Regions from separate parts of the Homo sapiens genome. Here region 2 is linked to region 1. Evidence: chromatin loops called from intact Hi-C (ENCODE). Cell type or tissue: IMR-90. All regions are shown on one strand. Links, peaks and the distances in the headings refer to the core of each region. The heading gives the core; the rest is flanking DNA. Region 1 overlaps CCNY (cyclin Y). Region 2 overlaps CCNY (cyclin Y).

Evidence for each region. A loop is a pair of places that touch in the nucleus more often than their neighbours do. Peaks named below come from ENCODE experiments on the same cell type or tissue, not always from the same donor. Only the 100,000 strongest peaks of a DNase experiment are listed, where the experiment ranks them.
Region 2: a loop joins it to region 1, with 4 times the contacts of the local background. A loop is called at or near these places in 7 of 110 quality-filtered maps.

The regions. Positions count from the first base shown.
Region 1 is chr10:35,463,014-35,467,402 of GRCh38, forward strand. All of the region lies in intron 1 of CCNY (cyclin Y), which reads left to right. Among named protein-coding and RNA genes, the nearest start is that of CCNY, 130 kb to the left of the region's middle. RefSeq lists enhancers at 1-244, 669-1,169. In IMR-90, for the core only: no CTCF peak of the experiment used is centred there; a DNase peak (open chromatin) is centred at 1,968; H3K27ac peaks cover 357 bases.
Region 2 is chr10:35,385,607-35,389,995 of GRCh38, forward strand. All of the region lies in intron 1 of CCNY (cyclin Y), which reads left to right. Among named protein-coding and RNA genes, the nearest start is that of CCNY, 51 kb to the left of the region's middle. In IMR-90, for the core only: no CTCF peak of the experiment used is centred there; a DNase peak (open chromatin) is centred at 2,335; H3K27ac peaks cover 435 bases.

The DNA of each region.
Region 1 (4,389 bases), core at 144-4,143:
ACACTGAAAGTGAAGGTGTGTCTCCTTGACACTGCCTTTTGGCAGATGGAGGTTCCTGATCTTCATGGCTTCTAAGGAAGTGACTTCTTTCACTAGAGGGATTCAAGCTAGGGTTCTGCATTCAGATGTGCTAGATGTGGAACCATAGTTGTGCTATGTGCTAGGAGTCTGACTTTGTATGATTTACCTTATCTGGTTCTCCTTATTCATCTAAAAAATAGGATTAGTAATGTCTGTTTTAGAGAGTGTCTGTGAGGATTAAATAAACATGTCTGGCACATGGTAGATGCTTACTAAACATTAGTTTCTTCCTGTGTTCTTGGTTACCCACAGAGTTAACGTTCAGAAAGCATCTGTTACCTCAGTAACAATGGACGTAGAATATGCTAACTCAGGTGATCCAGAGTATATGCATATATGTATATAAGTTACTGAATCTGACAGAAGGAAGAGTCAAGGATGTTTTGGTGACTGAACTCTAAAGCAGCATAAGCTCGTGGAAGGTAATAAATAGTGAAACTCTGGAAGCACCAAGTTTAAAAGGAAAAAGAGTCAATGAAGCTAAGAGATTACAATTTGATAACAAATGACATCATATACCAACACTTTAGGAAACAACTGTCAGGCAGAACTTTAAAAAAAGATTTATGGAAATTGTTTTAAAACTCATTATTAAATTTGGCAGCACATCCTCAACTTGGAGAGAAAGGAAGAGGCAAAGAAATCAAAGGCTCTGACAGTAATTTATGGATGTAGGCAAATGATAAATACTTCCAGAGCTTGAAATTTACACCATCATTTGCTTGAAAGTAACCACTTGTTAACTGGATTTGGGAAGTAAGTTTATGACATTGACCTACTTCCTGATCATCAGCAAAGAAGCTGCATTATGGAAGGTCCTGCCTGGCCAGCATTAAAGCTTCAGAGTAACAGTGGGCAGAGAAGGTGCAGGAAGCTGCTGCCTCTAGAGCTGGAGATGGTAACAGGCTATCTTTATCTTACTGAGCCTGGAGGAAAAGGTTCTAGGAAATGGGAAAGAGGAGCGGTGTCAGGCATTTGGCACAGCTGTCAGTGGATGGGGCTTAATTGGATTGATGGGCTGTGGTTATCCCACAGATAGGTTAAACCCAGCAGCATATCCACCGCCGAACTGGGTCTTCCAGCTCCCTCCTCTGTGCCTTAGCCCAGTGCATGGCCCCATTGTCAACCACTGCTTGTCACTCTCATCTGCCTCCTTGTCCTCATGTTCCAGCTTTCATTACTTACCAGGTGCATCCCGTCTCCTCCAGATCTTCAAATCCATCTACTTTTTCCAACCCCTTTCCCACGTGGATGATGACCACAGCTCCCAACTGACAACTTTTACTCCTTGGGCTCATTTTTTTCACCAGCGTGCGGTCATAATGGTGTTTTTAAAGTGTGTATTTGGTCTGGTCACTCCACTCCTTCAGTAACTCCCTGGTTCTCTGGGGATAAAAATCCAGACTCCTTCACCAATTTTTTCTCACTGCTTCCCCCTTCTTATGGTGCGTCTCAAATGCCCAGTATGCTTTTTTTTTTTTTTAAATTAACCCTTGTGTCTTTGGTGTACTTTGCTTCTTATGCCCTTCGCCTGCTCCCTTGTTAGCCTGGGTAACTAACCCATTCTTCCTGGAGGCACTTACCTGGGGCAAAAGCCTCTGACTTGTCTGCCTCATGCCCCACCCCCAGCCTTTAACCCTGGGGGCCACAGGGCCTCACCATCGTGTTTCTCTTAAGGAACACCTACATCGAGTTGATTCTCCATAAATATTTGTTGAGTGTTTAATGGAGTAATGATAGTGGACTCAAATGCCTTTTTTCTAGCTTTCAGGGTGTTGTCATTTCATATGCTTTTCAGCTGTCTGCAACAGCAGATTTCATAAATATTGCCCCATAGTTAAAAGACCTAGTCATTTGCTGGGTATTAAAATATCAGCAATCCAAGTGGTATTTTTCCCGTTCCATTGATAGTGCTAATTCATGCCTCTCAGGAGAGGCTGGTTGCTAGGAGATTCTTTCTTTGAGTTCATTTGCATTTGAGTTAATGGTTGGTCCTTGCCAGTTTTTCCTTTTCTTTCCTTAAGTTGTTGAGAAGAGGTATTTCATTTGATCATTCTTTTATGTTCCTTTCATTATTCAGCTTATTTGTTAATGACTGTTGAACATTTGGACTTTATGCATGGTAGGGCGAGTACTGTTCGTGTCCTAATGTGGTACTGATTTCACTGACCGATGGCCCCTCCCCGCCCCGCCCCTGCCTTTGTGCTGGGGTCCGAGCACCGATAGTTTTAACCAGCATTGTTGCTCTGATCGTCCTAGGACCCAGTGAGGTCGTCACGTATATTTCTCTGATACATGATTTTTCTCTTCTCCTTTCTCTGAATTTAAACTTGTCACTTCACCTTCACATTTTCTTTTAATGAATATCCTTCTAAACATAAACACCAGCAGTCAAATTTGAACTGTTGAGATGTCATCAGTGGTTTGTCCCTCTGTCCTCAGGAAAAGTACAACTTCTTGTTCTGGCACCCAGGGCTTTCCAAGGTGGCCTGAATCCACCTTGCATGCTTTCCTTACCCACAGCTTTTCTTCTTCAACTGTCTTGCCTTGCGTGTCTACTGGCAGTTCCCTAATAAGCTTTTCTCTGTCCGTTATGTGCTTTGGCCTGTCCTCTTCCTTCTAGCTGAGATGCACCTCCTCTGAGCAGTCCTCCAAATAAAAATCCAGCTCTGCGTGAGGCCCGTCGAAATCTCACCTGCTCTGTGCAGTCATCTCTCCACCAGTTAGACTTGGAGCACTGCCTATCATTGCTGTATGTGTGATCCTTACTGCATTCTGCCTTGCTTCAGGATTATCAGCAGGGTAGGGGGAAGAGAGAGAGAGAGAGAGAGAGAGAGAGAGAGAGTGTGTGTGTGTGTGTGTGTGTCTGTGTGTGTGTGTGTGTGTCTGTGTTTGCTGTGGAAAGAAGCTCCTTGAGAGCGAGGACTGGATCTGAAATACCTCTCTGCAGTCCATTCAGTTCCATTCCTTAGTGGCATATAGAAGACATTTTAACTAATTTACCGGCTCATTTCTGTAGTCAGCACACATTTTGGGGGTATGGGGGGCACACATTCAAACCAGTGGTTATAGGGATATAAGAAGTACACAGGCATGTACCAGGCTTGGTGGGAGTGGGAGAGAGGCACGGAAGTGAGCCTAGGAGGGTCAGGAAGGCTTCCAGGGCTTAGGAGTTTGCCTGACACTTGAGGTGAGAGCCAGTGGCTTCCCCTAGAGAGGATATTCAGGGCAGAGGGGCTGGCCTGGTCAAGCCTGGGAAAAACTGAAAGAAGATTGTGTGGTGGCAAAGTTGCTGGAGCAGAAAGTGTGCGGTGAAGAGATACGGGAAACAAGGCCAGACTGGAGGAGCAGGCCAGCTCTGTAGGGGTGATGATCAGGTATGGCAGCTAGCGAGAGCTTGCCAGTCCCAGTGTTGTGAATTGGAGAGAGTTCTCAGGTGTGTCCGCCTGTGCCTGTGCTTCTATCAAGCCTCACACAGAAGGGAACAGGCACTAGCATTTATCCTGTTGCTCCCGCTGTCCCTCACCCTCACCTGGACTTTCCGTAACCCTCTTTATGGTTTTCCTTACCTGGCCTCTGGTGAATGTGGCAGTGAGCAGTAGAGTGCTCAAAAGGGAGCAGTGTTAGGGTGAAGCAAGGTTCCTGGCAAAGCCGCAACTAAATTTTAAGGTTTGGTTTTGTGGTGTTTTTTAAATAGAGACAGGGTCTCGCTCTGTCACCCAGGCTGGAATGTGGTGGCACAGCCACAGCCCACTGCAGCCTTGAACTCATGGGGTCAAGCGATCCTCCTGCCCCAGCCTCCCTAGTAGTTGGGACTAGACGCCTGCACCAGCATGCCCAGCTAATTGAATTTTAAATCTTAAAATGAAAGTAGGTTGTAAAATGAACTGTGACCAGACAGTGATAATCTTTAAACTTTCCAAAAGGATTGATAATTCTGTGAGCAGGGGCCATACCTGTTGTGTTTACTGCTGTGTGCCCAGCTCAGCATGCACCCCATGGCTTGACACAGGGCAGGGTATGTTTAGGTGTGAATAATTGTATGTACAGATGAGTATATACGTGAGTAGAATGTATTTCTATACATTATAGATGTATTTTGGCTTTTTATAATCTATATAAGGTCTTTACACATCTTTTGTTAAATTTAATGATGTTTTGTTTGTATTGCTTAGTAAATGGATTATTTTTTATTGTCATTATTAGTATGCTAATTGTTTATTGCTCTGGGCCATAGTGTTCTCAGTGAATACCCTGTTGGCCTTGGGAGGTACAGTTTCTCATTGTGTGGGACACTGGTGTGGAAAA
Region 2 (4,389 bases), core at 86-4,085, 77 kb before region 1:
ATATTCCAGTTGCCCCATATTCTTACCAATACCTGATATTTCTTTAAAACACGTGAAATTGAGTTTCACTGTAATCTTCCTAATAATAGATAAGAACGTTTTAAAACCCAGTTGCCCTTTGCAGTGTGCGTCATCAGAACCGTCCAGTCTTGGGGTGCCTTCCATAAATGAGAACTTTGTGATCTCCTCTTCCACGAATGAGATATTTAGTTATTTTGTTGAGGAGTGATACCAGCCTTTTGCTCAGCCTCTTGAAAGAGAAAAGGTCAGCATCATCTTAGGGATTTCATTGAGCACAAAAACAGAATTTACCATAAGCATGTGTGAGCTCTGAATGTCACTACATATCTGTCCTAATGCGTCTCATGTTTTAAGTGTCTTGCTCCTTTGTCTTTCTGTTTTTTTTTTCCCCAGCAATCTGATTGAAATGGGAAACAGAGGGATAGGAATAGCGTGCGCTTTTGGACCTCTGGATATGTAATTCTGCTAGATTTAGCCAAAAATTTGTGTCACGTTCCTATAGAAGAGAGCTACTGACCTGGGGATGCTTAACTTGGGGCCGGCTTGTTGAGAAGTCATACATTACATTCTGTGAATTTATCTTTTTTAAATCTTCGTATCGTGTCAGAGTCTCTGGAACCTTTTTTGTCCTTAGCTCCCTTTAACCTTTGTGCTAGAGAAAAGGCAGGTCCAGAATGGAAAGGGATTTCCCGGTAAAGCATGGCAGCTTTTCTCATCCTGCAGGTCTCTCTTAAGAGAGCTATGCATCCTGGTTCTTAGAAGATGGCAGGTGAGGAAGGGGCCTCTGATATCCAAAGTTAGACTTGATTGTTCTTTAGTAGTGACTGAGTCTAAGGGAGTATTTGTTGTTTGGAGCTTTAAAGTTTATTGTATATAAGCAGTATCCCATTATGTCAGTTTCCATTATAAAAATACTATACTTTATTATTGGCTTTTACAATATGAGAATGCAGGTTTCCCTAAACTGATGACTTAAATGGACTCGGGAGTCCACATGGTGGTGACTTGTGTGAGCTCATCTTGCAGTGTACGGCCTTCCAATATTGACCGAGTTGAAGGAAACTTGGAGGTTTTCTGGGAACTAATCTTCAAATGAGGCATTTACAGTATATTGTTACTTTTGTAGGATTGATTATGTGTGGAAAATGCATTCTTAGATATGTCAAGATTCCTTCATTGATTTTTAATAATGAAGGTCTTTAGTAAAACCTGTTTTTTTGTTTGTTGTTTGGTTTTTATGGAGGGGTGGGGGATGGTGCAATTCTCTGAAAGCGTTGGGAGTGAAAAGCTGGCAGTGGCCCAAATGCAGTGCTGCCTTTGTGCACGTTCACATTCTTCAGTGAACACCAGCAGGCCTTCAGTGATTTCCTGCTGTTGGGCCAAAACATAGCTAGTACCATTTTATGCTCCCCCTGAGCTGCCAACATACTACACTACTGAGAGGAATTCCACTGTCCTTTTATTCTAGAGGTGAATCTATTCTGAACTTTTATGGGAGAGAAATGAGACTGACTTAAAAAATACACAGGAAAAAATCTCCCATTCCTCTTTGATTAACTTATGAACAAAGGAAAACACCAAAACTTATGATTGATTGCTTTAAAAAAGTTACTGCCAGTGAGATAGTCCTTTTCCTCCTCAGGATGCTGAGTTCCTTCCCCATGTAGCTTGCTGAGGGGTTGCGGGAGCTCCCATAAGAATGCCTGGTGATGATGGTGGTTCTGAGGCTTCAGGGTTCTGCCCCTTCTGGATAGAAATGCAGAGGAGGCTGCTCTACAGCTGGACAGTAGTGAGCTCTGGGCCGCCATGAGACTGCCTGCTCCATGTTGTATGTGGGGCAGATGTGGGAGAAGGATGGTGGGAAGAATGGCTTCCAAACTGTCGATTGATCAGATAAACAAGGGAGGATGCCAGGGGATAATGCCAAGAAGAGGTGGGTAAAGAAAGGAAAGGAATCCACAAAAGGGAGGAGGGGAGTGCAGGTGTGCATGTGTTCTGAAAAGTGCTCATGCACATACAGTTTGCTTATTATTTAAAAACTTACTGTGTGGAGTTTTCTAAGTGTATTTTATAAAGCAAGATAAATGTTTGGGTTTTGTGTAAATACATTTAGTAGTTAATGTATAGCATGTAGAATTAAGCATCTTCTTCCTGAGTGAACTCACTGCCAAGATCCACGTAAGAATATTTAAAGTCACAGATCTTTGGTGGATTCTGAACACAGCTGTAGGATTCCATACTGAAGCACAGCTTTCCTGAAAATAGCCAAATTAGGTATGGCCCTTCCCCTCTGGCCTTAGTTCTTCTGCCTTTGTGCACGTTCACTTACTTGAGATGACTTAGTTGAGTCATCTCAAGTAAGTGAACAAATGCTGGGCCAGTGTCCAGGAGGAAGCAGCCCCTTTGTGTGTTTTCATGTTCCTTTAGCATTTCAGAATGTGGCCTGACAGGTAACTGTGGGGCTATATTTGACTCCTGGAGAGCAATTCTAGAGAAGGAGATGCTCTGGCCCCAGGCCAGGGGTGGGCTGTCTTCTGCAGCCTTTCCTGGTATCACATTTAAATGTTGTGCTCCATTTGTATTTGGAGAGTGTATTTGTAGAGTATATAGGTAGGCTATATTTGTAGAGTGTTGGCTGACAAAGGCTGAAACAAAATAGATTGTCTGAGAGCAGACATCTCAGAAGGCCCAGATGAACACTTATATATGTGGCACAGAAGTACTAGGTGGCACTGCAGTTTCTGTATGAATAGTTAATGGCCTTGTATTGGCAAGTAGTTTGTCTTCCACATCACAGCTCTGTTGACTGGTGAGTCTATGAAAGATGTTCTGGGAGCAGGCTGGAAACTTAGTGTCACATGATGGCTATATACCACTCAACATTTGCATTTTTGCACCCAGCTTTAGGTTTAATGAGCTTCCTCTCCTTGTTGGGTGTGGCTGATGGAATGAGTATTCTCTTTTGACATATAAATAATTGCGTTTTCTCTTTTGACATATAAATAATTGCATTTTCCAACAGAAAGGCTCTGTGTTCATTTTCTGCTGCTGCCACAACAAATTGCTATGCACTTTCTGGCTTAAAACAATACAAATGCATTATCTTATACTTCTCTAGTTTAGAAGTCTGACCTGGGTATCACTAGGCTAAAATCAAAGGGCTGGCAGTGCTGAGGTCCTCTGGAGGCTCTCAGGGAGAATCTGTTTCCTTGCCTTTTCCAGTGTCTAGAGGTTGCCTGCGTTCCTTGGCTCATGGCCCCCTCCTGTTTCCAAAGTCAGTGGCCTACCATGTCTGGAGTGTACTTCTGTCAGCACATCCCTGTCTCTTCTGCCTTCTTCTTCCACTTTTAAGGAGATTGCTTTAGGCTCACCCAGATAATACCAGGAACATCTGTTTTATAGTCAGTGGATTAACAACTTTAATTCCATCTGCAACCTTAATTCCCCTTTGCCATGTAAGATTGCAGGTTCCAGGGATTAGGACGAGGACATCTTTGGGGACGTTATTCTGCCTAGGACAGGCTCTCTTTCTGTGTTTCCTTAGAACCCTCATCTATATCAGATTATATTAGAAGTTGTCTGTTTATATATATTTTATTGCTGCTACTACTACTACTGCTACTACTACTGTAGTCTACTACATTTTACAGACTTCTCAAGGTCAGGCACTGTTCGTTTCATCTTTGAATCCTGGCATTACCACAGCCCCTGGTGTACATATATGGTGCTTAGTAAGTGTTTGCTGAGCTAAAGGGAACTCTTTCAACTCCCTGATTTTACTTATGAACAAACTAAGAAATAGAAAACTGTGCTTTTTTTTTTTTTTTTTTTGAGACGGAGTCTAGCTCTGTTGCCAGGCTGGAGTGCAGTGGTATGATCTCGGCTTGCTGCAACCTCTGCCTCCCGGGTTCAAGCAGTTCTTTTGCCTCAGCCTCCCAAGTAGCTGGGATTACAGGCGCCTGCCACCATGCCCAGCTAATTTTTGTATTTTTAGTAGAGATGGGTTTTACTGTGTCGGCAAGGCTGGTCTTGAACCCCTGACCTTGTGATCCGCCCACCTTGGCCTCCCAAGGTGCTGGGATTACAAGCATGAGCCATCACACCCGGCTGAGAATTGTGACTCTTAAAGTAGTGAGAACTCAAAAACCCTTTTATGTTGACTTCCATAAAACTGTGAAATGCCAAGTTCAATTCTTCATGCTTGGAAGAAAACTTGGGTATGCAATAAGAATGTGTTATTGTTGCCTTCTCTCATAAAGGCATCGTCTGATATTGGTCATGAGCATAGAACAAAATGAACAAAGTGAATTATTTCCTATCTATCTGAAGACTGCTCTCTGCTAAACAGAGTATCACTTAGTCATAAAT